4 separate regions of the Homo sapiens genome follow, and regions 1, 3 and 4 are each linked to region 2. The links are chromatin loops, found by intact Hi-C in ENCODE. Cell type or tissue: heart right ventricle. All regions are shown on one strand. Each heading gives the region's core, and the rest is flanking DNA. Links, peaks and the distances in the headings are about the cores only. Region 1 has its middle 110 kb from the start of MIR3125. Region 2 has its middle 180 kb from the start of MIR3125. Region 3 has its middle 97 kb from the start of MIR3125. Region 4 has its middle 81 kb from the start of MIR3125.

Region 1 (7,729 bases), core at 1,770-6,769, 75 kb after region 2:
CTTAAAGGCCCCACTTCTTGATATTGTAGGGAAATTACTGATTCATCTCCCATGAGCAAATCTCTGCACAGACAACACCAGAAACATTACTGCAAATTGTCCTTTATAATTCTTCACTTTATAATCAAATGTAGGCTTTTAGACATTTTCTGCCAATGAACACCTCATGTAACACATTAATTTGCGTGGGGGAGATAGATAGATGGCTGTTAAATTTCAGCGTGAGTTTTTGTGCTGACATTCAAACTGTGGCAGAAGTGTATGAAAAATGCTTGTGAATGTATGATTGATTGACTCAATGGATGAGTAAATAAATGCTGGAAATCCTACTTGAAAAACACATCTAGAACCCTAGAGCCATCTTCTCCTCACCAATAAGGAAATTCACAGTAATCCTAAGCCCTCTGGAGTGGATATGCCTTTTGAGAAAAGCAGAGTCACCAGGGGCAAGGCTTGAGCGACAAGCAGTTGGCCAGTCCAGAGGAGGCCACTGGAACTGCCAGTCTGGGGCCATATAGTGCAGCAGATGGTTATGCTGGGGTGATCCTGGCAGGACTGCGACATGGTGTATGCACAGAAGAGGAATGTGGAAACATTTTAGTGGTGGCTTTCCTAGAAAATCATTTCAAAGGCAAACATTCCATCTGTATGTATGATAATCTGGAAGGTTTAATGAACATCAGGCTTATGATTCTTATTATGAAGTTGTTTTTCACATAAACTGCAATCTTGTGCCTCTGGATACCATATTATGTCAGCTGCTGTAGGGGGCTGTGCCTCCATCTATCTCTCCCACCCAAATTAATGTGTTACACGAGGTGTTCATTGGCAGAAAATGTCTAAAAGCCTACATTTGATTATAAAGTGAAGAATTATAAAGGGCAATTTGCAGTAATGTTTCTGGTGTTGTCTGTGCAGAGATTTGCTCATGGGAGATGAATCAGTAATTTCCCTACATGTTATCCCTGATGTTTTTGCTATAGGCAGCTGTCAGGACTGCCAACTGGCAGCTCACGGAAGCCTTGCTCTCACCCGGAGACAGAACAATCCTTGTCACACGCAGCCAGCTATGGGCACACAATCTCTGTCTGTTGCTGGATCACAGCAGCTAAAACAAAGGCCTCAGAGGGCACATCTATAATGCAGAAAGCTGCTCTTGCTTTGATTGTCTCTATCTGCTCTGGAAAGGCACCTGAATATCCCCCAAAATAGAGCACTATAAACAAAGAAAGCAGTGCTCATTTTCGGACGGAAATAAGCTATAGTCATATGCTGCATAATGACATTTTGGTCAAAATGGACCTCATAGATAACATGACAGTGGTGCCATAAAATCATAATATGATATTTTTTCTGTATTTTTTATATTAACATGTTTAGATACACAAATACTTATACTTACCATTGCATTTCAATTACATACAGTATTCAGCACCGTAACCTGCTATACAGGCTTGTAGCCTAAGAACAATAGGCTATACCATACAGCCTATGTGTGTAGTGGGCTATACCACCTAGGTTTGTTTAAGTACACCTTATGATGTTTGCACAACAATGAAATCACCAAAGGATGCCATTCTTAGACGTTTCCCAGTCATTAAGGGACACATGACTATATATGACTTTGTTTTTATAATGAAAAACCAGGTGAGAACCTCAAAGTATATTAGATCTGGTGTTAGAAGGCCTGGGATCCCAAACAGGCTCACTATTAAGGCTCTGTATTGTTTGGGGCTAGACTCTTGGTCCGAATCTCATCACAGATAAAATTTGAGGTGAGGGGATACCATTATAATTCCTCTCACCTGCCATATTCAACACAATCAGTAGACTGATGGCCCAGGGAGGTAGATTTTTAAATTACATTCCATGGACAAAACAAGTTGGGCATTTGTTTATCTTTTGAACTCTCAATTTCCAAAACTATGGACTTAATATGACAAAAATAGAAGAGAAATATAAATGGCCACCATACAGAAAACATGAGAATAAATGTGAACAGATGTAGTTCATCACGACCCTTTGGCTTGTAGAATTTCTCTAGGCAGCCTCAAATGGATTCTATCCCTCGCTTCTTCCCACTGCTGCCCTCTTCTTTGTTCTGGGCCGGTCCTCGGTTCTTACTCTTTGGACTTTGGTCTTCACATTGCTGGTTCTTTCAAACAGGACCCTGTGCTCCTTTTAAATAGGCCTTCTGCATGAGTCCTTTAAAATCTGTTTCTTTACTCACATTGCTGCTGCTTCTTCTTGGAACATCCTGCCTCTCACTCTCTAACCTCCATATCTCTCAAATCTTGTCTCAAATGGGTTGAATTCCAGCATTTTCCTTTTCCCACTTTCAACCCCTGCCTCCTCCTTCTAGGTGAAATTTCTGTCATTTATTTCATCTTGGAGCACTATGTTGGAAGTAGTATGACTCTGGATGTGGAGGTCAGAAGACCCGCCCTCAAACCTAGCTCCAGTGGCTCCTCGCTATGCAACTCTGGACAAGTTACTTTGCTTATTTGAACCCCATTTTCCTCTTCTGTGAAAAGGATATGACACTATTTACATTAATGGATGCCATAAGGTTTAAATGAGACACCCTATAAAAGTGTCTGGTGTATAAAATTCTTAGCAGCTGACGGTTTCATTTCTCCTCCTCTCTTTTGTGGCACTTTCATTGTTTTATTTTGCAACATAATTTTTTGTGCCATCCCTCTTTTTCTCCACTACTAGGATTATAAGCTCTTTGAGGACAGGCAAGTTGCTTTATCCAACTTTATAACTCCACAGTAGTTTATAATGAGAAAGAGACGTATAACATTGTGTAAATTGGATAGAAAGAGATCAGTAATGTTGCATGAATTAAATGGAGCAACATAATACATATTGCCATTGCCAGATAGGGACATTGGGGTTGAAAGGAAATAGAAATCTGAAGTTCTCAGGTCTCGCAGTGACACTGGTTGAGGGGTAAATAAAAGAAAAAAGCCCCATGCCTCTCTCACCCACACGAAACACAAATATTCCACCCATTTTAATCAGGGCCTTAGCTAATGCATTATATACATTTCTTTCATTCTTAGCCTCCTTCTAAAACAGTCACAATAGCCCACTATAAAGAACCATTCACACACCCTACTCATTCCTTCTTCTTCTCATACCATACAAATACATGAAACCAAAAATGCCAGCCCCTGCAGGATTTTGCAGAGTGACCTTTGCTATTTAGTGGCAAAATTTCCTCATACACCCTCGGCAAGTCTTTGACTCATGTGCTGAGTGAGCCCTCTTCCATAGAACTACAGGATTTTCCAACACATCCAATGTCCCTCGCTGTACCTTCAGTGTCATATGCATCTATTTAATTGAGAAGACCTACCCATGTTTCCTGTAGTGAAGGGCAAGAACCCCAGCAGAGCAACGGGCCCGTTTTGTGCGTGTAGGGAATTTTAGACATTTGGCCTTGGGTGTGTGGATGGACTAAGGTAGAAAAGGAAGTAAAGGTAACTGCTAATAGCAATCAACCGAATCTGGGTTAACTCATTCTCATTTCTTTGATATAGGTTTTTAGTCACCTATTCCCTCGATATTGGGTGGGAGAAAAAATAGTCAGATTAAGTTAAAGTTTCCAGGGAAAAAGGGAGTCGATAGCCAAATAACTGCACCCAAGACTACTGTTCTGTGGCTTTGATTTTGCTAGTCTTTGTTTACATCTTTTAACAGGAGCTACTCTTGTGACAACATTAGGAAATATTTTTAAAAAGATGAGATTCTGTGTCTGATTAGGTTGGAGCTATGAAAGTTATGAAAACAGCACAGAACCTGATGTCAGATGAAAGGCAGATCACCTACCCCATTTTCTACTTAAGAGCACTTTGACCTTGGTGAAGTGACTTAATTTCTTGCAGTCACCGTTTCCCTTTTAATGAAGATTTAAAAGTAAAAACAAAGTCTACCTTCCTATAAAAATTTGAGATAATGAATGCAAAATACTTAAAAGGCAGCAGGCATCGTGGGCCCTCAGGCAGTGGTGGCTACCCCAATCTTTTTATTTTTTTGATTAATTTTTAGTCTGAGTCTGGAAGGGATAAGAATAACGGAAATAAAAAGGGAGAGATCCTCGCAAACTTTGACCTTACTGATTGTGTGCTTTCAGCCCCGTTCCAATCCTTCAAATTCTCCTCTGCGGAGAGCTGAAAGTCTGCAAATTACAATTCCGGGTTCCAGTTCCAGCTGGCTTTCCATTAGCTCCTGCCAAGCTGGGGCGCTGCCTGCAGATTGGAAGGCTGGGAGAGGTCGCGCTGTGTTTAGATTCCTTCTGTCTGCCAGCCAGCCGCATCTTTGGTGGTGAAGGCATCCACAGGGGCTGGAGGCACAACAGTCCCTGGATGAAATCCCTGGATGCCTGACCTCACAGAATGATCCTAACAACAGCAAGGTGCTGGTTGGCCCAGAGCAGGGGACTTCCATGACTATGTGGGCTTCTGCAGTGTTCTAGCAGGGGTGATGGCAGTCACACTGTTCCTTGGCTGCACAGTGATTGTGGGCTCTGGGTACCATTATCCTAACCATCTCCACTTTCTTCTTATAACCCCAGGAATGGTAGCAACTTCCTAGAGTTACAAATTTGGGGTCGTCTACCCCGCCCCGCTTTTGTAAAAATAGATTTTATTCTTCAGCGCAGTTTCAGGTTCACAGCAAAACTGAGCAGAACATAGTGTTCCTGTATACCCATTGTCCACGCTCTTGCACAGCCTTCCCCACCGTCAGCATCCCGCACCAGATAGTACATTTGTTACAACTGATGAGCCTACACTGGCACATCATTATCATCCGAAGTTTGTAGTTTGCATTAGGGGTCACTCTTGGTGGTATGTATTCAGTGGGTTTTCACAAAATGTACTATGACATATATCTGCCACTACAGCATCATACAGAGTAATTTCACTGCCAAAAACATCCTCTGTGCTCCACCCACCTATTCGTCCTTCTCTCCCTCTTTTTTTTTTTTTTTTTTTTTTTTTTTGAGACAGTCTCACTCTGTCGCCCAGGCTGGAGGGCAGTGGTGCGATCTTGGCTCACTGCAACCTCTGCCTCCGGATTCAAGCGATTCTCCTGCCTCAGCCTCCCGAGTAGCTGGGATTACAGGCATATGCCACCACACCCGGCTAGTTTTTGTATTTTTGTAGAGACGGGGTTTCACCATATCGGCCAGGCTGGTATCGAACTCCTGACCTCATGATTCGCCTGCCTCGGCCTCCCAAAGTGCTAGGATTACAGGCGTGAGTCACCGCTCACAGCCCCTCCCTCTCTCGTAAACCCTGACAACCACCAAGCTTTTTGCTGTCGCCATGGTTTTGCCTTTTCTGGAATTTCATATAGTTAGAATCATACATATGTAACTTTTTTAGATTGGCTTCTTTCATTTTTTAATATGCATTTAAGTTTCCTCCCTGTCTTTTCATGGCTTGATAGCTCATTTTTTTTTTTAGCACTGAATAATACTCCATTGTCTGGATATATCACAATTTATTTATCCATTCACCTTTTTAGCACTGAATAATATTCCACTGTCTAGATACATCACAATTTATCCATTCACCTACTGAAGGGCATCTTAGTTTATTCCAAGTTTTAGGAATTATAAATCAAGCTGCTTTAAACATTCATGTGTAGATTTTTGTGTGACCATACGTTTTCAGCTCCTTTGGGTAAATACCAAGAAGTATGATTGCTAGATTGATCCTATGTTAAGAGTACGTTTAGCTTTGAGAGAAACTGCTAAACTGTGTTGTAAACTGTCTGTGCCATTTCTCATTCCTACCAGCCATAGATGAGAGTTCCTGTTTCTCCACATTCTAACCAGCACTTGTCATCAATGTTTTGAATTTTCACTATTCTAATAGGTGTGTAGTGGTTTCTCGTTACAGTTTTAATTTACAGTTCCACAATGTTATATGCAGAACATCTTTTCATATGCTTATTTGCTATTTATACATCTTCTTTGATGAGGTGTCCGTTTAGATCCTTTGCCTATTTTTTAATCAGGTTTTTTTCTTTCCTATTGTTGAGTTTTAAGAATTATTTACCTAACCTTCCCTTTCTGCTCCTTCATTTCTTCCAGTACCTTTGAAACCAATTCTCTATGTTAAATTCTTTCTTTTCAAAATAACTAAAGTGGTATCTGGGTTTGTTTTTTGACTGAGTAGTAATTGAGACCTTTACCACTTCATAACTTTTATGATTTTCAAACAAAACTTCAAGCAAAATTATCGAAGGAGCCTTGAAATATGGAGAAAAAGAGCTGTAAGTTGTTTTGTAAGAAGACACATTCTATCAACTAGGAAATTTAAAATCATGCTTTAAAAAAATGAAGTAATTTAAAAGTCTTAGCACTTTTTGGAGGGTGATACCTGATGTTCATGAAGAATTAACTCTTAGTGATCCTTGACAACTGGGAAGTCATTCATTCATTTGTACATTTATTTGAAATGGAACTGAAGTGGTTTCCCCACTCTCCAGGTGGGAGTGATAGTTTTATTTACAGGAACACATCTTTTTTTTCTGGTTTAAGAAACATTTAAAGGTACAGCTAGTCCGTTATGAATAATACTTAAAAAATCAAGTACTAATATAGATCATTTACTATAAAACAGCCCAAGAGCAGGAAGCTCGGTCCCCTCTTCTCCACTTTCACTGGGTTCTATAGAATTACTTTCACAAACAGAATTCTGGTCAGATCTGACCTGCAATGCCATAAATTTTTCCTGTTGTTGTTTTTATTCCTATCCTTTCATTGCAATCTTCAGATATCCCCTTTTCATCCTCATCTTGGTTGTGGTAAAACCCATCCAGAGATCATGTTCAGGTACAATGAGTTTCTATTCAAATTCACATTCACTCTGACTCAGGAGCAAGTTCCTAATGGTGGCGGTGAAAGCAAATCCTTTCAGTGGAGAGCTCTTAGCTCATTTCCAGCCAATGCACATTGTTTCTGGTCTCTGAATGCTTTCAGTTAATGCATTCGCTTCTGTTGGCACTGAGAAGCTCAGGTAAAACAGGGGTGTCCCTTTTTGTTTGTTTGTTTTTATAATAGACAGAATTGGTTTATTTCAATCACCAAGGAGTTTCCATTAAACTGAGCTGAATTCAATAAAGATAGCCACGGCTTTGCTTGGCATCTTTTATTTTGTGTCACCAAACAAAATGCTTAATTATACTTTCCCATTGAAAATTTAATATTTTCCTGTTGATTCTCACCTACATATCTAGATTCCTCACACCACAATTCTTTTGAAGGCAAACACTTTTGTTTTGTTTTGTTTTGTTTTGTTTTTTGAGGCAGAGTCTCATTCTATCGCCAGGCTGGAGTGCAGTGGTGTGATCTTGGTTCACTGCAACCTCTGCCTCCCAGTTTCAAGTGATTCTCCTGTCTCAGCCTCCCGTGTAGCTGGGACTACAGGCACGCACCACCACATCCAGCTAATTTTTGTATTTTTGGTAGAGACAGGGTTTCACCATGTTGGCCAGGATGGTCTCAATCTTTTGACCTTGTGATCCGCCCACCTTGGCCTCCCAAAGTGCTAGGATTACAGGCATGAGCCACCATGCCTGGCCACAAATACTCTGTTTTGGCTTTGCGGTCACCAACCTGTATTTAGCTTCCATCTCTTCCCTTACAATACGGCAGCAGCTCCCCAGTGGTTCTCATGACCCCTCTGGCTTCCCTTGGATCTTTCCTGCA
Region 2 (7,729 bases), core at 1,759-6,758:
GCCCGGCTAATTTTTGTATTTTTAGTAGAGTTGGGGTTTCACCCTGTTGGCCAGGCTGGTCTCAAACTTCTGAACTCAAGATAGTTCCTCCCGCCTCAGCTTCCCAAAGTGCTAGGATCACAGGCATGAGCCACCGCACCTGGCCCTCTACCGTGTTCTTGCATCTCGTATTGCTAACGAGAGAGAAATCCAGTGCCTGTTACTTTTCATTCCTATGGTGCTTTTAAAATCTTCTTTTATTCCAGTGTTGAAAATTTCTATCTAATTTCTAATTTCTACAAGGGTGTGTCCAGTTGTGACTTTCTTCTTCCTTTTTTTTTTTCAATTCTGCCCTTCATCTTTGAAAATCTTTTTTAAAACGTGATTTATTTGAGATCATGGAGCTGGCTATTTGCTAAGGCAAGACTCAAACTTATTTCCAACTAGCACTGAATGCTGGCCTGTCTTACTTCCTTCATGCACTCTCCACAATCCAGTTCTGTTTCAGTTTGGACCCTGCCACCCCCCTCCAATCTTATCTCCAGATTTTGAATTCATTACACACTTAGTTGCCAGATTACTTATGCTAATGAAGCCAAGGCCAGCATTTTGCTCTCTACCTTAAGCACTTCTCTATTTTTGACTAAACCCTACCTTTTCCTCCACATCCCATCTGTGCACCAGGTGGGCCCACTGATCAGCAGTGAGCCAGGAGGGATTCAGGAACCATTAAGTTCTTGTTAAGCACAAGTGCAATTCATTGATGGACATCCATCATGCCTCTGTTCATACTAAATTGTTTAAATCTTATTTTTGTCAATATAATAATCTAGACATTTAAAAATCAGTAAAAGTCACTTGTACAAGACAAGATCATCTCCATAATCTACCATTGCTGTTAATTTAAGCTACCAAGTTTTGGGGGTCGTTTGTTAGATAGTAACATAAACTAAGACATTAACTAAAAGGCTGAATAAACTGTTTTGAAAGAATATATAGAATATTTTGAAAGAGTGTATGTGCCTGTGTGGGTGTGTGTGTGTGCGTGCGTGTCTCAAAATAATAAAGGATATTGCAAGAGGCCAAAAATAATGAGAAACAGAAACAAACCACTGGAGACAACTACTGCCCTGGTATATCAGTTAATACCATACGTGTAAAGGTTAAATCACCACGGACCTCTATATAAAGTCAAGACTCCAAAAGAGCAATGTCCTCAGGGAATGGATAAAATTGAAGAAAAAAACCAACAAACTCTAAGGGAACATAGAAGGACACCGAACTGTATCAACTTTGACTCTAGGTGGAGGCAGACAAATATCTCCTCTTAGAATTTATAAACCCATGTTTCCATTGCCCACACAGTCCACAAGAACCCCGCCAAGCATTTGTTTGATATGGTCCTAAACTGGTAGTACTCCCAGGGGAAAATAATTCTGTATGTGAGCCAAACCTCATGCCCAGCCTCAAGTAAATCACAAAATAAATCTCACCTGTATTACAGGTACTGTCTTCCTCATCTTTGCTACATTTGATTCAAGTTGAACTAAAATTTACCTTCATGTTTTAGGGGTTCATTTTCTTTTCCAATTTTGCCTTGGCCTTTCTGGAATACCATGCCATCACTCAGATTATTAGTGAGTATAGATTAGGTGGTGCCCTAAAGATTAGAAAATCTGTATGAGTGAAAAAAATGTTTATATTTAAGATTAGATATAACTAAATTTAATTCTAGTGCTATAATAAAGCTTAAAATAGTGTTTTGCTTCCTTGACTTGAGGCATGCTATATTCCTACTTAGAAAGCTTTTCTCCTGTTTCTATTTTGAGGAATTCTTTATTTTTTAAAGTTTCCCTGACATACTTCCCCTGTTATCTTTTTTACCATATAAGCAAAAGAGTTAATTGCCTTTTTTCTGTGTTCTTATGGCACCTTATTCTTCAGGATAACACTTAGCTGTGTGGCTTTCCCTACCCACAATTAGGAGCCCCTTGAAGAGAAAATCTATGACTCCTTAAAGTCACTGTCCCCAGCATCTAACCAAGAATCTGACACACAGAGGATACCTCATAGTCACTGTATTTAATACACACACATGCTTTGAATCCAAAATTAAATTGAAAGAGAATGCAAACTCAATGTCTCTCCCTCTTTCATAGGAAACTTCCAGTGTGGACCACAGGAAGAAAAATCAAAGTAATCCACGCTCCCACATTTCCCACATCCTTCAAGTCACACTACACTGAGTAACGGTCTCCCGATGCTTTGGCAATACCCATGTGTCTTTCTTTAACAACCAGAAATTATGAGGCCTGGACAGGATGCAAATTGTTCTCAGTCAGCCTGGGAAATAGCTAAGGGAACATGAGGCAGATGAAAATGATCTGTTTTGTCTTTCCTACCTTGGCCTTTGGGAAGCAACGTCAGCTTCGATAAACATCAAAAATATAAGGAGCACAGAAATCAAGTGAGTGGGTGCCCTTCTTTCCCGTCCATTACCATTCCCAAAGATGGCCCACCGATGCTGCTTTATTCTGGGAGTCTTGAGCCTTCAAGAGCTCTCATGTCCCAACCTGTCCTTAAGACACAAGGAGAGATTTAGTGCCAAGCTGAGGTAGGACATCCACCTTGAGTGGCTATAGCCACACAGGTCTGTTGCTCAGTATCACGGCAGAAAGAACAGACCTAATGAGTCAGAAGCTTCATTTTTACAAGACCCCAGGTCAATCATATCACGTTAAAGTCTGGAGCAGTTTGGTATGGCCCTGAGTTGGTAGCATACCAGGTGAAGACAATTGTGTGTGTGAGCCAAACCTTTTAATTAGTTTGAACTGATAGAAAACAGAATCCAATTTAGTTACCAATGAAGAAAAACAACTTGGATATCTGGAGTCACATCAGATGTTTGAGGATGATCTTCAGGTTTACTTCCAACTTCACTTTGGAATCACCTGGAGAACTTTTTAAAAATACACAGCTGAACTATTCGCAGTAGGAAAAACATGGAATCAACCCACTCAAATGCCCATCAATGATAGACTAGATAAAGAAAATGTGGTACATACACACCATAGAATACTATGCAGTCATAAAAAGGAAAGAGATTATGTCCTTTGCAGGGACATGAATGAAGCTGGAAGCCATTATCCTCTGCAAACTAATGCAGGAACAGAAAACCAAAAACCACATGTGCTCACTTATAAAAGGAAGCCGAACAATGAGAACACATGGACACAGGGAGGGGACAACACACACTGGGATCTGTCAGTGGAAGGTGGCGTGAGAGAACAATATCAGAAAAATTAGCTAGTGTATGCCGGGCTTCATACCTAGGTGATGGGTTGACAGGTGCAATAAACCATCATGGCACACATATACCTATGTAACAAACCTCTACATCCTGCACAGGTACCCTTGTACTTAAAATAAAATCAAATTAAAATTAAATACACAGACGGGCCACACACACTGGATATTCTGAATTAATTAGTCTGAGGTGGGACCAGGGAATAGGTGTTTTAAAAATCTCCAGTGGTGGTTCTGATGCATAGTGATGTTTGAGAACCATTGATCTCAGTAAGAGCAGAAAAAGCCCAATGGAGGAAAGTGATGGATCAACCACACGTAGCACTGGAACTACAGCTGAGGTTTGTGGACAGCTAGTAAGCACCCTTTAAAATCTCACTGTGTCCTTATGTGCCCGAAGTTCATCCCCAAACGTTTGATGTGACTCCACATATCCAAGTTGTCTTTCTTCATTGGCAAGTAAATTGGGTTCAGTTTTCTATCAGTTCAAACTAACTAAAAGTTGGTCAAACCTGCAGAGCAGTGAAAAGTAAGGATCTCCCCTTTTCCGGGGATTATGTTTAATGGTTCATTACGTAAAATAGACTTCCTGCCATGTGGGAGGTACTGTGCTTGGACCACAGAAGTGGGACCAACAAAGAATCTGAAATTACTTTGCCATTTAGTGAGCCCTATTCCCACGTGCATGGCCATAGGGCACATCCAAAGAAAGCTAATGGGGCCAGGAGTATTAAGACAAGGAGGTGGAGCAATTCATTCTCCAATTTCCCTGAAGATATCACACACATGCACTTTGCTCAGGAAGTGGTCTCTCACCTAATCCCTGAAACATTAAAAATATTGTAATAGCCTTAGAAAAAGAAGAGAAATTTATATCTTTAAACCTGATAGAAAAAAAGCATATTTAAGCATTTAAATATTGCTAAAGGAAAAACTTTTTTATTAATTAAAAAATATATATCAAAGAAAACGTATACGTTTTAGGAAGACTATGTTTTACGATTTTTAAATTAATAAGTAGTTAATACTGTAATTGTTTCTTTGCATAAAGGAGCTATTATATAAAATGAGTATATTTAAGATAACCACATACTCATTCCTTTCCTTTCTTGATATGCAGTACATTTTCTTTAGAAGCCAAATTTGTGCTTTGGAAAAGGCAGCTGAATAGCCAAAGTTGTAATTTTATGAAACCACAAAAGACTCTTCTAAAGGAATCTGACTTGAAAACACACTGCAAGGAAATTAATAGTCTCAGTTCAAACATCCTCTTTAATCCATCTCGTTTTGCCTCTTATAAAAAAGAGAAGAATGCAGTTGTCAGGCTGACTTAGGAGAAGGACAAGTATTGGGCAACATGCTGTTGGCGTGAGGCTATGGAACTTCTTTCTGGGGTATCTCAGCAGCCTTCGGGGAGCTGCCAGGGCAGAGACGTGTTGTGTGTCATTATCAATTTGCACTCTGATTTCCTAACAATTCAAGAGGCCTTTTGACAAAAGCCTCCATTTAGATCTAATAATAACTCTGGATTTTTGCTAAACGTCTCACAACCTGGGAACAGGCCCAATTGCTAAACATACTTGCACTGCATGAGTTTCTTTTACTGAGCCCAGAGGGGACGGCCAAGCAGACTAGAAAATGTGTGCGGGGGAAATGTTCTCCCTTTTAAAAGTTATTTTCAAAAGAATTTCTTCAGTTCATGTATGAAGTCCACCTGAAAGATTATCGTAATTGTAGAACAACTGCGGGTTGTCGAGTCCTAGCTGGGATTATAGCAGCTAAAATTCAATAGCTGTGCTTTTCCTATTGCATCATGTAATTGTAATATCTAATGGATTGACCTACTTCCCCAACTTAGTCACAGAACATGTAGTCCATTTCCAATACGCTGCAATATCCACGTAAACCTTCCTATGTCCTGAGGGGTGTATTCAAAATCTATCATACTCGATTTCTATTGATTTTTTCTCATAAGGATACACAGAAATGCCTCAGCCCCTTTGTGTCTCAAAATATTTCTTGAATTTGTTCAAAGAGAACAGTATTTCTTAATTGCCTCTTTCTTCTAATCAAGTTCTTATCGTTAAAGTAAATATTCAACATTCCTTTGAGAATTTTTCATGTTGTCATATGAGAGCCACATTTCCCAGCTTGGGCAAATTGTAAAGGAGAAGAATAGGGGAAAAAGTCAACAGAAATGGGGACTGGTGTGCTGGTATGGGAAGGGACAGGATGGATGGCAGAGTCCAATTCCAAGATCAGTAAGTGTGCCATGGCTTTGTTAAAATGTCTTAGATACCTTGCCTTGTCTCTGTAAAACTTCCTTAAGTTCTCAAATCATTTTGCCTTTGCATCCCAATTCCTAATCCATTATTGAATTTAGGTAGGTGTTTTCTTCTTCTCCTGTCTCTTTTGAGACATTGGCATGTCCAGTATGAAGTAGGGAGAGGCCCAAGGAGGAAGCAGATAAACTCAAGCTATCAAAAACAAAAACAAAAGAAAATTCCCAAACTACTGTTCTGTTACTTTTAGTAGTTCATTCAAAGGGCATTAATGAAGCAGAAGGTTGAAATAATGGATTAAAATTTAGTTTACCATCTCTTTGGAAATGTAATAGTTTCCAGTTATTTAATTGCTTGCATGTGCTGGATATGAGGTTTACATCATGGCGCCAGCATGAAGCAACTTTACATTATGTCTAGTTGGATTACCCAACTGGAACTAGAGCACCTTTAAAAATCTTCCCAAGCATTGGTCATCCAACCTCTCTCTGGACATTTCCAGAGACACAACACTCCTGATGTAAGTCTAGCAGTCAGCTCATTGCATAGGTGGTGAGTCCAAAAACATTAGAATGTGGTTCCTTACGTTGAGTTTGTCTAGCATTCCAGGAATGTCCTCTTTAGGGGATCACTTCCATACTCTGGAGGGTAAGAAAAAAATCCATATTCTTTTCTACATGACTGCTTCTTGGGGAGAGTTGATTCCAAAATTATGTCAATATTTGTTTAGACTAGAGCTTTTGAAATGCCATATAAACTTCTATGAATAGAGTGCCATCATGGAAAAAGGCCTTTAGCAATTCATCACATTTGTTTCCATTACTAAACGTAAGAGACAAGGTACTTCTACAGGAGGAAGAGACATTTTAGTACTTAGTATATATTCAGGTTCTTTCTATACAGCAATTGAAAATCAATAAAAAGTACTTTAAAGTATTCACAATTTAGACTTACATATTCTCTTTTTTTGGGAATTAATCCTAAGGAAATCAGCCAAAATTTTGGAAAAGTTTATAATTCATTTCTATTTTCCAAAAGTTTTTTTAAAGAACATACTTTTTAGTGTTAAAAGTTGTATTCTTTTAAAAGGGTCTAGAAAAGCTAAATCTTTAAGAAGGACACTGAAAGGACACAGAGTGACTAAGCTCACTTTTTTTCATGTTAAAGAATGTTTATTTTACTATTTTGCATTTTCTCTAATGTCTGAAATCAATTTAGTAAACCATATATTCACTTAGGCCTCACTTTATTACTCAGTAACATGAAAAACAAGGTAATGATGGAATCTTACAAATTCAATATTTGCTAACCACTGCAGAAGGCATGGGTCCCATTCTATCAAACACTGTTAATTTAGCAGACTAAGCCTGTATTGACAGTCTTAATCTTAACCTAATGATCTGTTTATTTAACAATTATCATTAGAAACCTCTGGCTGCACAGGAAAGGATGTTCAAAATACTACATAATTTTGGGATGCTGAGGTGGGTGGATTATTTGAGGTCAGGAGTTTGAGACCAGCCTGGCCAACATGGTGAAACCCTGTCTCTACTAAAAATACAAAAAAAAAAAAAAAAAATCAGCCAGGCATGGTGGTGCACACCTGTAATCTCAGCTACTTGGGAGGCTGAGGCAGGAGAATCACTGGAGCCTGGGAGGTGGAGGTTGAGGAAAGGCAGAGGTTTCAGTGAGCCAAGATAGCACCACTGCACTCTAGTCTGAGCAAGAGAGTGAGACTCTGTCACAAAACAAAAAACAAACAAACAAAAAAACCTAAATAATTATTCCTGGGCACAATTTTCACAAACAAGATTGTGTGCAGTTTTGTACTGCAAAGACAAGACACAATGTCTCCTTGTGGCCATACACAAATGCCATGCCATGTCTCAAGCTAAGTTCATAGCTTTGCTAGTGCAAATGAAGTACTACAGAACAGTTTTGATACATTTTATCAAATTAACAAAAATATTTTTCTTCTAAGTCAATGTTGTCTTCATAAATCAAAGTCAGCTAGAACTTACTTACTGTGAAGGAATATAATTTATTAGCCAACATATAGTATATAAGTCATTTCTCTGTTACTAATATCTGGAAAAAAATTTAAAAAAAAACAAAACAATTTCACAGAGGGTGATGTTTACATTAAAAAAATCACAGTCATA
Region 3 (7,729 bases), core at 1,110-6,109, 85 kb after region 2:
TAAAAGAGTACCTCATAGGACAATGCTTGTACATGTTAAAATGAAAGTTGAGGCCGGGCGTGGTGGCTCACGCCTGTAATCCCAGCACTTTGGGAGGCCAAGGCAGGTGGATCACAGGGTCAGGAAATCGAGACCATCCTGGCTAACATGGTGAAACCCCATCTCTACAAAACTTAGCAGGACGTGGTGGCGGGCGCCTGTAGTCCCAGCCGCTCAGGAGGCTGAGGCAGGACAGTGGTGTGAACCTGGGAGGTGGAGCTTGAAGTGAGCCGAGATCGGGCCACTGCACTCCAGCCTGGGCAACAGAGCGAGACTCAGACTCAAAATAAATAAATACAAATTTAAAAATAAATAAATAAATAAAATTTGAGCAAGCAAAGTTCAATGGGAATAGATCAAACATCCAAATTGAGTTAGATTTCCTTTTTTCCCCTATTGATACCTCATAAAATTATATATATCACAAGACTGTCAGCAATTACGAAAATATATAGTTTTGAAAATGTTTTGCAAATATTTATTATCAGGTGTTTTTTCTTTACCGTCCATGATATGCATTTTTAAATGCTCTAATTTCTGAAATCATTGCAGAAATTCTGAAGAGCAAGCATAAGGAAAGCAAAAAATTATTTAAAAAACAAAAAAACATTGCCACTCCAGGTATCACTTGGCATTCACAGTTAGAAATTAAGCCTTTCACAAAATGGCTACAGAGTTTGCAATGGGTGCCTTCTCTGTGCAAAACACCATGTAGCAATTACCAAGTATGATTGTCTCTATTATATGTTAACCATTGTTGACTTTGTTAACATTTTCCCTGGATTATTACAGATGCAAGATTTCAAGTCCACAACTTGCTAAAAAGCCTCTCTTACTTGCCTGTGCTTCTTTTTCTCCCTGAACCAAGAACAGAGTTACCACCCACATGTATGGTAGTGACTAGCTCACACTTATTTAGAGGCTGGGTGGGAGGAGGCGAGGAAGGAAAGCGGGCCGCCCTTCTCTGCCTTTGTATACAATATACAAAACCAAGCTACTTTCAAAGGCGTGTATAGAAAATAAGTGGAAATAAAAGATTGGAGCCCCCCCACCCAGTTCAGAAATACAATATCATAAATACACAGATTTGTTTTGTTTTGCAAAAACTAAACAAAAAATATAAGCACAAATCTCACATTTCTATTCTTCCAATTTAACTGACTCCAGAATTTGGTGAATTACACCACATGAAGAACAAGCCCACTCCAATTGTTTTGTTTCCACTTTATCACTTGTATGAACAATTGAGTCAGACGTCTTAGTTGACTTCAATTCTCTGTAATTCGTTCTGAATTTTTAAAACTAATTCCTTGACAGATGATTGTTCATAGCTTTTAAAGAAAAAAATAAGATGAGTCAAATCCCTATCTGTAGTTACTTATTTAATTCTAAGATATGGGAGGTACTGATTTATTGTAAGAGTTGGTAAACTAAGAAAAGGCACTATTCTGTATATCAATAGTAGTTGACATATTCATTCTGCAATATTCATAAGTGCCAGGTCTTGTTCTTCTAAGTATATTGAGAACTATTTGTGTATGACCCTTTGTAATGTATAAAGCACTTTCACATATACGTATCACAATACATAATGTGATATATATATTTTACTATACCAGTTTTAAAGATGAGAAAACTGAAGTCCAGAGGTTTTAGATGACGCAGCCGCTGCTAGTCAAGATTCTAACCAAGTTTTGTGTGACGCAAAGCTTGAGTTCTCCATCCGTGGCTGTACCACCTTCCCAAAGGAGTTTTCTCTTCTTTCCCCCATGCCTTCCTGCTTGCTCTCTTCCCTCCCACCCGCCTGAGAGGAGGAAGAATCCCTTTTCATTGCAAAGGGACCAGTGACTACACACTTTCTCCAAGCCCAAGAATGTTCACTCTCATTCTTGCCTCTGTTATCTTGTCATTCTTCCTTGCTTGGAACTCACAGAGTAATGGGAAGATTTTCAGGATGAGTTAGACTGCCTTCTGCCAAAAAGAAGACATGGCTTAAAATTACCTTCCCTCGATTATTCTAAGCACATTAAAGGTCTAGTTACCACAGCTGTGTAACAAATAATCCCAAAATGCAGTGGCCTCAGCGCGTGTGCGCACACACACACACACACACACACACACACACAGATTTCATTATGCTCCTGGATTCAGTGGGTAAGGAATTCAGACAAGACAGATTGGAGAGGTTTTGTCTTTGCTTTGCAATGTCTGGTACTTTGGCTGGAAAGATTTGAATTGTTAGGGGAAGCATGGGGGAGGAGGGTTGACTCTGCAGCTGGAGGAGTAGAATCACCTGGAACCATATCCTGCCGCGCATGTCTATGGATTGAGGCCGCCTGTGGGCTGGGACCTCAGCATAGCTGTTAGCTGGAATTTCTGCGTGTTACCTCTGCATGTTGTCTCTCTGCACAGGAAGGTCTGGACTTCCTCTCTGCATGACAGTTAGATTTCAAGGGCAAATGTCCCAGGGAAGCCATGTGGAAGCTGTATGGCATTTTGTGATCTAGCCTCAGAAGTCACCTGATGTCACTCCACTTCAGTGAGAAACCTGTCTCCATTCAAGGGTAGGGAGCACAAACCCCACCTCCTCAGTGGGAAAAGAGTCACAGTTACATCTTAAGAAGAACATGTGGGATGAGAAGCATGGTTATGATTATGTTTGAAACATATAACCTGCTATATTTTTACTTGAAAAGGTGACTTAATTACCTTTGTTTCCTCTATGAAAATTCATCCCTTTACCCACTATAATCTGACTTTCATCTTTACCATTCTGTCCACAACTACCTTGTGATCCACAATCATCCTTTGGTCCAGTCCTACTGAGATAGTTGCATTTCTTCCCTGAACACTAAACACCATGTTGTTTCACACCTCCTCACTTTAGGACACTCCAGTGACTGCTCACAGAGTCAAAGCAAAATCCATCAACATTTCTTAGAAATAGGCTACCCAATACAGTAGTCACTAGCCATGGGGGACCATTTTAATCTAAATTAATTAAAATTAAATACAATTGGCTGCGCGCGGTGGCTCATGCCTGTAATCCCAGCACTTTGGGAGGCTGAGGCAGGCGGATCACCTGAGTTCAGGAGATCGAGACCATCCTGGCTAGCATGGTGGAAGCCCGTCTCTACTAAAAATACAAAAATTAGCCAGGCATGATGGCAGGCACCTGTAATCCCAGCTACTTGGGAGGCTGAGGCAGAATTGCTTGGACCAGGGAGGCACAGGTTGCAGTGAGCCAAGATAGTGCCACTGCACTCCATCCTGGGCTAAAGAGTGAGACTCCTTCTCAATAAATAAATATTAAATATTAGTTCCTCATTTACTTTAGCTGTATTTCAAGTGTTCAATAGCTAAATGTGACTAGTGGCTACCCTATTAGCTAGAGTAGAACATTTCCATTACCACAGAAAGTTATACTGGAGGGTACTATCTAGAATCCATTTAGGGCAATGATTTTTAAACCTTTTTCTCAAGGAAATTGTTTATGGAAGGCTATCATACAGAATGGATATAAGTGAAATCCTCCAGTTGAACTAGAGTAGGGGGACTTGGAGATCTTTGCCACATATTACCTCTAAGACATGCCTTTTAAAATTTAGAGCTCCACGGAGAACATCAGAAAAACAATAGAGGAACCCACCCAGCCCATGTAAATCAGAACTCAACCATACCCACAGGCATGTAGATCAGATACAATCAAAAGAAAAAAATGATTCACATCAAATTAAGATCCTGCTCATGTCTTACCCAGCTTATCTAAGATAAGAATACATCTGCTTGTACTCGCTCTAAATATAGCAAGATAGAAACATTCTAGGTTAAAGTATTTCCCAAAGGACAACTTTTGCTAGAAGCCTTGTTCCCCATGGAAAAGCCACACCGGGTTCCCATCAGGACAAGGAGCTAAAATAGTCCTTACTACTTCAAGTGATGAAGTTACAGAGTCAGACCATGTACTTCTCTGATAAAAGAGGCTGAGTTTCAGAGGGCAGGGAACACAGGGGACTTAGGAAGAAAGAAGTCACTGAAATATTAGGGGAGGGTCTGACTCCGCCATGAAAACCTTGAAAAGGAGGTTATAAAATAACACCATGAGAATTATAAGCACATTGGAGAGTTATCTGTGACTGTAACTTTCTCACTCTCTGGTGTCTTTCCAGCCTTATCCTTGTTTTGTTCCCTTGACATTCAGCTTGTTTTTCCTCCTCCCCTTCTATTGGCATCTCAGATCTGTAATCATAGGACCCCTGCCCTGTCCCATTCTGTAGATTTGCAGCTCATGGTCATTCTTCTCCATAGGGCCTCACCCATTCCAGACGGACATTTCAGAACCCGAGCTCCAGCTTACTCTCACCCCAGTGATACGTTGGGCTAGCTCAGTTTCCAACTCTACAAATTCTAAGGAGGCTGAAGGTCAGAGGTCATATAGAGGAAGTGGAAAAGAGATAGGTAGACGTGTCCACATGGACAATTATTGCCATATAAAATCCCTACAGATTGACTGTTTCTCAACATGCCCTAATATTCATTGAGCCAAATTTTGTCAGGAGCTTTATATGTATTAATTTTACATATTTTATCTTTAAATCATGCAGGGTAAATATCGTTATATATTATAAAAATATATAAATGAAGTATCTGAGAAGTCCACTACCTTGTCCCAAGATTACACAGCTCATAAGATGACAAGAAGCCAGGATAACAACTTGCATTTGACTGTAAATCCCATGGTTTTCCCATTCTATCATGATCAATTTCATAAAGCAAGGCATATTGCCCAACTTGGATCTACTGATTAATTTTCATAAGACCTTACAGTTGATTAACCATCATGGTAACCTTCTTACTGAAAGAAGGAAGTAATTTCCAGACCTAGGCCATCCCCTTTTTTTGAAGAACGGCCCTGTTGCTTCATCAGCCCCTTAAAAAATGCTCTCGGCGTGGGATGATCTCCAAGTTTTGACTTTCAGGAAACTGGCTTGAGATGAGGATGCCAGCACCCCCAGTTGAGTGACCGTGATGGAGTTCATCAGTGCTGGGACAAAAGTGGCTCATTCTCTGTCTGTCAGGGTGTGTTTTTCCTCTTCACTCACACTCTGAAACTGAAGAGTCCTTGAGCCTTAGGCAAGTTTGCGTTGGCCAATGGATACTTGAGTCAAGAAGAGCTCAATAAGGTCCTCACATTGGGGCTGGAGAAGACCTTGGCAGTCATCTAACTCTACCTTCTCACTTTGTAGAGGAGAAAAGGGCTGTCTAAGGTCACCACATGAGCAGCAGTCATATCTATTAGCCCAGCCTGTGACTCTTAAAAAGAGGGTGTTTTATACCATTCAGACCACCTCCACACAAAGTGTGAGAGGGCTCTTCTGAAAACTGAAGTTTTTCTGATATTACATTTTTTGACAGTTACACTGTGTAACACAAAAGAGTATGTGCTTTGTAGTCAGACAGATAGGACAGGAATCACACACAGCTGGAGTCTTAACACCACAGCCCCATGTGTGATTTGAAAACTTAATTTCTTTATCCGGAAAAGAGAAAGAAGAATATCTTCCTAATACATCTATTGTGATGATGTTTTAAAAAGTAATTTAGGCAAAGCTTTGTTCGTACAGGAAGTATATGAACATCCAGTTGAATAAGTATCTGTGTTCTACCCATTCATTTTAATGTGATTCTGTAACCCACAGAAGAGTTCAAGTACTTCTTCCCTAAAACATGTCTTTGTTTATTTTGAACTTAATTTGCAGCAAGATCACATGTAGATTCAATTATTTGCTGAAAAAAAATTATTGAGATATGACCACATGTCAAGCACTATTCAAGCAATTGGAAATACAGAAACAAAACAGAAAAAAAAATCCTGTTGCCATGGAGCTTCCATACTATTAGGAGGAATTCGATGGTAAAACACTAAAGTCAACCAAGAGTTTGTTAGAAAAGAGAAAGTTATGGGGAAAATACATCATGGGGAGGGGAACCATGAGTGCAAATGGAAGTTACAATTTAAAATAGGGTAAGTTAAGCTCACCTTGAAGAGGCTGAGGAACGAGCCATGTTGGTGTCTGGTGAAAGAGCATTTAGGTAGAGGGTGCAGCCCATGCAGACTTTTGGAGGCAGAGGTTGCCTGTTGTGTGTGAAGATAGGCAGAGGTCAGATATGACTGGAGCCATACTGGATCACATGAAGATCACATTTTAATTCTTACTGATTCCGTATTACTCATTCTTACTAATTCTTATAGAACTTTAATATTTAGTGCCACAGAACTAAAATTGGAAGAAATTCTTAGGGAGTTTTGAGTCTGACATCTACAGAGTCTGAGCCTCCTGAAAGGGAAAGGCAGCTTGTCACTGGCAGAACCAGGAGTAGAACATAGGCTCTCTGAGTCTCAGTCTATTCCATTTTGGTCTTCCCTAGACATGCAAAGATTAACATTAAAAATCTGTGCTCAGGAACCAGCACATTTCTGGCACTGAAGTGCGTCTTGCCTTTTAATAATGCGCCTAACACATGCCAGTTTCTGTGCTAGAGAAGATGTGGTCCATGCTTTGGAGCTCACAGATCACTGGAGAAAACGGACATAAACACTCTGCACATATTTACTGAATGCCTGTTTTTTTACCAGGAGCAGGGAGCACAGAACATAAGCCTTGAACTCAGGGAGTTCACAGTTATCAGTGAAACGGAGATTACAACAGATACTTTATGAAGTTAATGTGAAGTTAATTAATATAACATCTTATCTAGCGGTACTCAGTAAATAATAGCCTAACCCCTCTCCTTACGGCCATTACCAGCAGGCTGTGAGCAGATCAGACAACATATTTATGTGGTAGCCTCTGAACACCACCAGTAGACCATAGAATACATTACTAGTGCTGTTAATACTTTAAAGTTGCAAAGATGGAAATTAAAATACTAACTATCAATTTTTGAGTATCTACCTGGTGCCTATTGGACCATGTATTTTATATGCAGTATCCCTTTCCACAAAACAATCTTCTAAGGGAAGTATGGTTATCTCTCTGCTACAGAAGGAGAAATTTGTTCTTCAAAGTGTAAGTGAATGTTTCAAGGATACACAGCGTCATCTGTGCTATTTGTGAAATATACACTCATCAACACTGATTTGCTTTAACATGGTTTCAGCCCAGGCACACCCAGGAAAACCATTAAATCTGCATAGGATTCATGCTGAATTTAAATGCACAGTAGGAAAAAAGTTGGGAGGAGAAAAGACACTAACAACTCCCCAGAAAATTGGGAATATAGTCAAAAATACAGATGGATCACTCATCATTAGGATTTCTCTTTTTCTTTTCATAGGACATTCAATTTGTCAGATAAGAAAAGGTAGAGCATTTAGCTGTCTCCCTCCACTCAGACCAAGCCTGAGGAAATTGCTTCTAGAAGTGCAAATTTGGCTTAAAAGCCTGTGGGCTGACAAAGCTATTTAGACTACAGTAGAAAGCTCTGTTGCCTATTGTGTTGGTGTGAAAGTAAAATTGAGAGGAGATACTTAGGTTTTATATAAATTGACTCTTCGACAAGTCTAAGTAGAAAGTCTTTGAAAAAACTCAAGAAAAGCTCTCTTTTTGTTGCCTGCTCCCAAAAGCTAAGACTCCAGAGTTGTTCTGGGAAACTCAGGGCCGGCTTGTGCTTGACACTTGTACACAAA
Region 4 (7,729 bases), core at 896-5,895, 100 kb after region 2:
TGTCTGCAGATATCTTCAAGGGCTGACAGGTAAGTTGGTCTTTGGTGAGTGGAGTTATCTGAAATGGCCAGTGGCAGCAGGGATCAACTCAAGAAGGCAACTTCTCAGTGAAGCGACGTGTTATGGGGCAAGAGATTTAGCATAGTAAGTAAGGCATGGTTAGTATTATTTTAATATAGAGAATGTTGGCAGAGACTGTCTTAACTCTGAGATGTTCAGGTTCAAAACATTCTGGGACATTAGCCATGAAAACTAGAACTGGGTTCTAAGGACAGAAAATGAAGGGTGAGGAAACCTAAATAGAGTAGGATGGTGGGTAAGGAGGCTGAGCTGATCATGACAGTCACCCCAGCAGGGTATGACCAATGTCCAACTCACAAAAGATGTGGTTTCAGAACATGTCAGTCCTAGATGGGTGGGGGAGGATGATGGTAAAGGTGCCCATCTGAAGGCTGGTGCGTCCTAAAGGATTAGAAATGACTTAGTGTTAAGAAAATGACTAATGCTTCAGACTTTGCAGGCAGGCAGGACCCTGGGTTTGAATTCTGCCCATGTCATTTTTCATACAGGCAGAATTCAAACCCAGGAACCTGTCTTATGATCTCAGGTGCGTTATCTAAATTCTCTAAGTCACGATTTTCTCATCCAGAAAATTAATATCTATTCCATCTAAAAGGGATGAGTTTAAAGACTGGTCACCATTGTGTTTGTGTGAAGTGATGTAAGAAGAAGGAGGAAGGGCAGGAGGTGGAGGAGAAGGAAGGCGGAAGAGGCAGGATGGTATAGCTGTGGCAGTGGAGTAGGTGGATTGGGTCTACATGGTACCAAGGCTCAACCTAGGTAGGGAAGTGACACAGTGAATGTCAGCAGGACACATTTCAGGCCACCTTCACACCTCATCCTCAGGGTAGAAATTCTAAGATACTTTCTCTTCCAGCTCAGGATTGGCTCAAGAACTCTGTGCAGTAAAAGATGAATCCAACTGCAAGGTAGAGGCAGACAATGTTTACAATGTAGATATTTTACTGATAAAATAAAGCATGGAGACATGTGATTAGCCTTAATTTAATACTCAGGGCATTTATGTATCTCTGTAATATTATAAGAACATATTGAAAAAAAGTATAAGTCTTACTGCAAGTGTTGAATGCTAAATAGATTTAAGGAAGAGGTTGACATACCCTTGCTATACAGAACTCATCTTTTAAAATATTGTTTCTACATTTCAAGCCTTTATTTGACAGTTGTCACAGGAAGTAGTAGAGGAGTAGATGTTATTTGTAAGGAAAATCAGGACTTTTAACTTAGTAGTTATGATTGTTTAATAATAAACCTGTTGTCTTTGTTAATTATGCTGTGGTCATGTAAAATTTACCCTGCATTTCTTTCATATTGTCAAAGTTCCATAGAGGGCATAGGAGGAAAGGGTGATTTTACCAAAATGAAATTAGCTTTTGTATTCATCTGCACCTGGAAGAGCTCCTGGCACATAACAAAGAGAGAATACAGTACAAAGAGAACAGACTTGGAGGTCAGACAGACCTGTTTCCATCCCAGCTTCATGCTGACCTACCAACTTACTGACTGTGTGGCTTGGGGCCAGTTGCTTGACCTCTCTGAACTTGATTTTCATATATGTAAAATAAGACAATAAAACATCCTGAGAATGTGTAAGATATGAATCATTTTGCTTCCAATGCCTACCATTGAGTCTGGCAAACAATATTCAATAAGTGGTTCATTATTCAATATGAATTTGTTTAAGTGAACCAGGTGTATTTTCTAGAAAATTAATGCGGATTAATCCCTTTAAGTTCCAAGAAGAGTTTCCATGAGAATTTTAATTCAATATCAAACAGTGTCTAAGTGTTGTTACATAATTTTCTGTCTTCTTAAACAACACCACATTTTCTTTATGGTGCAGGGTCATCTTGCAAAATAATAAATATTTATGGAGGAGTTCACTATAAATATAAATAATCTCAGGGTTTTGGACACTTATGTTTTGTGACTTTATGACATTTTAGCTCCAACATTACATTTTTATATTCATACACGAATACTTTACTGAGTAAGAAGAGAGGAAACACAGTGTATTAGTGAAAAACTAGACTGAGAGTTGCAAGCATTGGCTTCCAATGCCATGCATTCCGTATGTCATATTCTCATCTAGAAAGAAAAAAAGAAAGTACACAGAAATATCTAGAAAAGACCTTTCTGTTGTTCCTATATTCTGTTTTGTTTATGTACGTCATTTTTCTCTCTGAAGCATTTTACTGGCCACCCTGAGGAATTCAGAGCCAGTGTCTCAAAGGAGGCCAAATGATAGCCAGGGTTTTTCTTGTGAAGCAATTAAGGCAAAGCCAGTTGCAAGAATGTGATGTGGGTTTTTGTGTAGAAAGAGGAAGTATGTGGGCAATTTGCTTGTTTGGTTATCAAAAACAAAATGTTCCAGGTTGTTGCATATTAAATAGAGGAGTCTCGTCTACTTAATCTTCAGTCTAAAAGACCCCTCCCATACAAAACCACCACAGACACTGGTTCTAATCAGCATTTTCTTCTTTGATAGGAAAACAATCAAGGCACTTTTCTCTAACATTAAACTGATATAAAGATTTGAACAAAAAGCAAGGATTTAAGTAAAAATAAAAGCAAAATGAAAGAAAGGTAACGAGGACACAAATTCAGAGAGAAAGACCTAGTGACAGAGACAGAAGAGCAGAAAAGGAAAAACAAACAAACAAACAAACAAACAAAACCAAAGGAAGGCAGATCCAGAGTACAACTGAAAGAGACCTTGACTATTTTCAAATTAAGCCTGTCTTTTTTCCCATAATAACAGTTACTTCATATCCTCTCAAAGTTGGCATGTTTCTCTTGGGAAGATAAATCCTCTCTGGCAAGCTCGCCACATTCAAGCTGAAGCAGGAAGCCCCAGTCATCATTGCATTATGCAATCCTGTGTCCGGCCAATAATTGCCTATCTGACATGCTAGCCTCCCACATTCCTGAGATTCATCTAGAACAGCCAGATTAGATTAGTGTGTATTTTCAGCTAGCCGACATCACCCTTAGCTGATGTGTCTCCTTTTGTCAGCCAAGGCTCTCCTGTTTTGCTCTACCCTATCCAATTTGTCCATACCCAGAGCAGCAAGTTCTTCCTATGGAAAGAAGGAAAGACAGATCTTTAGAGAGGACAGGCTTTATCCCAAGCCCCTATTACCAAAAAGTGTGGTATGGTGAAACTCCATGGTCAAGAAGCAACTGAAGGCAGTAAGAAAAATCTGGGTGACCAATTCGTCATTCCAGCTTAAGAATACACAACTGACATCATGTAGTACAAAGAACACAAGTGAAAGTTTAGAAAAATGAGGCTTGAGCCCTGTGTCAGCCACCCACTTGCTGTGTGATTCGAGATGTTTCTTCACTTTTCTAAGCCTCAGTCTCTTCATCCTTAAGTTAGACACAATAATAGATACTTCATCGGGTTATTGAAATGATCAAATGAGATGATGTGACCCTTGGACCATATTTTCCCATCAATAAATGCTATTGATGTGTGCTGGATATTTGTCAAGCATTGCCTCAATGTTTGTGTTTCCAGTCCTGTGTTCTGTGATAGCGTTTAGCGTAGTGTGCTGTAACTGTGTATGCACGCTCTTCTAACATAGTAGCAGTGCGTGCCTTCATCCGGAGCCTACCAGAGGGTATGAAAATCAGGCAATCAGGCATTTGCATTGAATATCGAAGAAAAAGAAAAAAGAAGAGAGGGCGAATTAAACAAGGAGAAAGGAAGGAAGGAAGAAAGGGAAGGAGAGAGGGAGGGAGGGACGGAGGCTGGGAGGGAAGGAGGGAGGGAGGACGGAGGGAGAAGGGAAGGAAGGAAGGAAAACCCATGATTAAGCAGTCAGCCAAACTAGGGTTAGAGTAAATGGATTAACCTTCAACACTTGATTCTCCCCTACTCTCTATAGACCACACTACTCTAACCAGCTGAGCTTCCTCACTGAACAGCATCTGCCATTCTATTTCTGTCACCATGCTTTTATTCATGTGGCCCCCATGCCTGGGATATTCTCCATCCTCATCACTAGCTCTTCCAAAGTTCCTCATCTTACAATAGTTGGCACTGTGGCTTCTTTGGGGGAGCCCCTCTTGACTACTCTAGGCCACACAATGACTAATTTCAATGATTCCACTTTTTAGTCTATTTCATGGCCGAATCATCTCTGCCCAGGACGTTATTCTGTAAGTCCTACTACTAGAGTTCTGAGAAGAATGTTCTTGGCATGACCTATACTCTTCAGTCTTGGGAGGCTGGAGTCCTTGTCTGGCCAGTGGTTCATAGAACTGGGCCTCAAATACGTGTTAAGTCATCCAGATGTTTATACAGAGGAGATAGATTTTTCTGTCAATGGAATCAACAGTTAACACCCGCACTGAGACACCATGTTGCAAGATGCACCTCTAGTGAAGACAGAGAATTGTAAGTGCTTCCTGGACTTCAGATTGGGTTACCCAGCACTGGCCTTGCCTCAGGCCCTGCCTTAGGAAATAGCATTTCTGCCTCAGCCCTGTGTGTAAGGAGGGTAGAACTGCTGTAACTAAGTACCACAAATCGGATAGCTTCAAACAACAAAAATCTAGTCTCTTACAGTTCTGGAGGCCGGAAGTCTAAAATCATGGTATCCATGGACCATGCTCCCTCTGAAACCTGTGGGGGATCCTTCCTCACCTCTTCCTAGATTCTGGTGGTTTGCTGGAAACGTCTGGCATCCCTTGGCTTTTAGCTGCATCATGCTCGTCCTCCAGTACTCACGTGGCATTCTCCCTGTGTGTCTCTAACATGGATGTCTTCACATGGACGTTTTCTTATGAAGACAGCAGTCATATTGGGTACAGAGCCTGTCCTACTATGACATGAACTCGTGAACTAATTATACCTGCAACAACCCTATTTCTAAATAAGATCACATTTGGAGGTACTGGGAGTTAGGGCTTCGATATATCTTTTTGAAAGGGAACACAATTCAATCTGTAACTCACTGAATTGTACACCAAAGCCAAGAAGGCCAAGAGGTAAGGAAACAAACATCAGAACCACAAGAGAGGAACAGAGGGTGGAGTGACTTCAGAGAGGCCAAGAAGTTACTGTCAATGGTTTTTAGGACTCATTTTGATTGGTCTCCTGCTGAGTGGTGAGGCCTGATTCAAGGGCACAGAAAGAGAGCACCAGTGAAGTGTCTTGTAATAAACAAATGCCTGTTGAAGGCCGTCTTTGAGCTACACACTGTGACCACAGTGACCTGGCAGTGTAAAGTGTGTGTTTAATGCCTCAGAGCCTCACAGAATAAGGTGAGGGGAGAATAGTGGAAGGAGAGATGACTATCAACTCTCATTAGCCCTGTGGGAGGTGAAAACTAGAAAGATTGTCTCGTATGAGTAATAAATATGGAAAATTGAATGAAGTCAACCTCTCTATAAAAATAATTTATTAATTACCCTGCCTTTAGAGTCTCACTTTACTGAGTCCTACAATTTGCAAATTAACTATTGGCCCAACTTGGCCTATTGAAGGGATAATGAGTATTAAAGAGAACCTGGTCTCTGAAGTTCGTGGATGAATCATGATGATTATCAGTGACTCACAACCCTTGCATCTTCAAAAGGCTTCCCCTGATGCACCAGTGGAGGACTCAGTCCTCAGCTTTTGAAGTGGAGTTTGGCAGTAAAGGTGGGACTTGGGGCTCCTGGTGGGGCCACCAAGGGAGAAGGTCTTGAGGAATGTGGGTGGGAGGAGCATGGCATCCACAGCTTCAGCTCCTGCATTTGATATTTATTAGGGACAACTTGATGAAGGGCACTCTGGGAATGTTCTTCTAGGACCAAGAAGAGAAACACTTGATGGCCTTTAAAATATGTGCCTTTAACTGCCTTCCCTGAGGCCAGGTGGCTGTGCCAGGGTTTAGCAGCACTTTGATCCCACTTCTGTGTTCAGAGTCCTCAGAGCTCTGGTTCAGGGTCATCAAATTCATTCCAAAAGTGACGTATTCCATAAATGAGGAATTAGTTGTCAGTAACTAGGTCATTGACAATGAGTTATTGAGTGTCTTGAGAACTGCAGCTAGCAGATGAAAACATTAACAGAATTCCTTTTCCTTCCTCTAATAAAGACCACTGATATCAGGGGACACAGGGTGAGGGATCCCTGGAGGTAAAAGAAGAAATTGTCCTAAAAAATGTATAACTAGCAAATGCAACTAAAACCCACATCAATGGATGTGAGCACAAGAGAACTGCTTTTTGGTTATCAGGGGCACAGTTTGGCAACACAATAACAACAGTTACCATTTACTGAGCACCCAGGATGTCTCAGTTTCTTACCAGATATTTTGCAGATTCAACTCTGAAAGGCTGATATTATTATCTTCAAAGTTTACTTGTTTTAAACATGAAGATCCTGGGCTTACATTGGCGACATAACTTTCTCCAAGTCACACTCAATACAATTGCCAGAGCTGTGATATGAAACCACCTCTATGTCACCCCTAAGCTCTGTAGTCTGAGGGAGGAGGAATTACTTTGAGTTCTACTTGATATGAATTTGAATAGGTCTTCCCCACAGAGCAAGTTCTCAGCATGTATTTATTGAAAATTGAATGATCCACTTTGCAGCCAGGTAACAGTGCTGAGCCATTTCTGGTGGGATGACAGAAGGGATACATGCCCACCTGCTTCCAAGAGCAACTTTATGCCCCAGAGCACATGCCAGAGCTGCTCTTGACACGTTTCAAGAGGTTTTGCAGGTCCAGGACACTGCTGTGCTATAAATCAGCAACTGGTTTACCCTTTCCAACAATGATTGCTGAATTTGAAGCTCAAATGTATATAATTATCATCCTTAATACATGGGCTTTGCACTCCTACAAGGTTTTCCATCTTCAAAGTGTCTTATGAACATTAACTAATTAATCTAGGCTGCACATTGTGCCAAGGCCCAGAGGGCTTAAACTGCTCAGATCTGGGATGGTCCCTGTTGATGGTAATTACACGGAACACATTGGGTACTCTTTCACTTAATATATATTGGTGCAGTGTGTCATCACAATGCCATCATCCCCACTACAGACATTGCCCAGTGGCTGGCCCTATGGGTTAGGCCTATACTTGGGGCTACAAAGAAACAAAAGCCAGAGGCCCTTGTCCAAGCAAATGATGCACTGGTAGCTAGCAAACGCATAGTGCTTTACAATAAGAAATAAGGCTTCCGGACTGGCAAGGTGGCTCATGCCTGTAATCCCAGCACTTTGGGAGGCTGAGGCATGCGGATCACCTGAGGTCAGGAGTTTGAGAACAGCCTGACCAACATGGAGAAACCCTGTCTCTACTAAAAATACAAAATTAACTGGGCGTGGTGGTGCATGCCTGTAATCCCAGCTACTCGGGAGGCTGAGACAGGAGAATCACTTGAACCCAAGAGGCAGAGGTTACGGTGAGCCAAGATCGTGCCATTGCACTCCAGCCTGGGCAACAAGAACGAAACTCTCCGTTTCAAAAATAAATAAATAAATAAATAATAATTTAAAAAAAATAAGGCTTCCCATGAATTTATTTGTTCAAATAGGTCTGTTTTCTTTCTTTTCTTTTCTTTTTTTTTTTTTTTTTTTGAGACGAAGTCTCGCTCTTGTTCCCCAGGCTGGAGTGCAATGGAGCCATCTCGGCTCACTGC

What was found. A loop is a pair of places that touch in the nucleus more often than their neighbours do. Peaks named below come from ENCODE experiments on the same cell type or tissue, not always from the same donor. Only the 100,000 strongest peaks of a DNase experiment are listed, where the experiment ranks them.
Region 1: it touches region 2 in a loop (2.9-fold over the local background); 11 of 110 quality-filtered maps call a loop at or near these places.
Region 3: it touches region 2 in a loop (2.6-fold over the local background); 24 of 110 quality-filtered maps call a loop at or near these places.
Region 4: it touches region 2 in a loop (2.0-fold over the local background); 29 of 110 quality-filtered maps call a loop at or near these places.

The regions. Positions count from the first base shown.
Region 1 is chr2:12,841,212-12,848,940 of GRCh38, reverse strand. No RefSeq gene overlaps it. Among named protein-coding and RNA genes, the nearest start is that of MIR3125, 110 kb to the right of the region's middle. In heart right ventricle, for the core only: no CTCF peak of the experiment used is centred there; a DNase peak (open chromatin) is centred at 4,340; H3K27ac peaks cover 2,038 bases.
Region 2 is chr2:12,916,049-12,923,777 of GRCh38, reverse strand. No RefSeq gene overlaps it. Among named protein-coding and RNA genes, the nearest start is that of MIR3125, 180 kb to the right of the region's middle. In heart right ventricle, for the core only: no CTCF peak of the experiment used is centred there; a DNase peak (open chromatin) is centred at 4,727; H3K4me3 peaks cover 507 bases; H3K27ac peaks cover 3,842 bases.
Region 3 is chr2:12,830,667-12,838,395 of GRCh38, reverse strand. No RefSeq gene overlaps it. Among named protein-coding and RNA genes, the nearest start is that of MIR3125, 97 kb to the right of the region's middle. In heart right ventricle, for the core only: no CTCF peak of the experiment used is centred there; no DNase peak of the experiment used is centred there; H3K27ac peaks cover 4,296 bases.
Region 4 is chr2:12,814,520-12,822,248 of GRCh38, reverse strand. No RefSeq gene overlaps it. Among named protein-coding and RNA genes, the nearest start is that of MIR3125, 81 kb to the right of the region's middle. RefSeq lists an enhancer at 4,743-5,942. In heart right ventricle, for the core only: no CTCF peak of the experiment used is centred there; a DNase peak (open chromatin) is centred at 2,958; H3K27ac peaks cover 4,922 bases.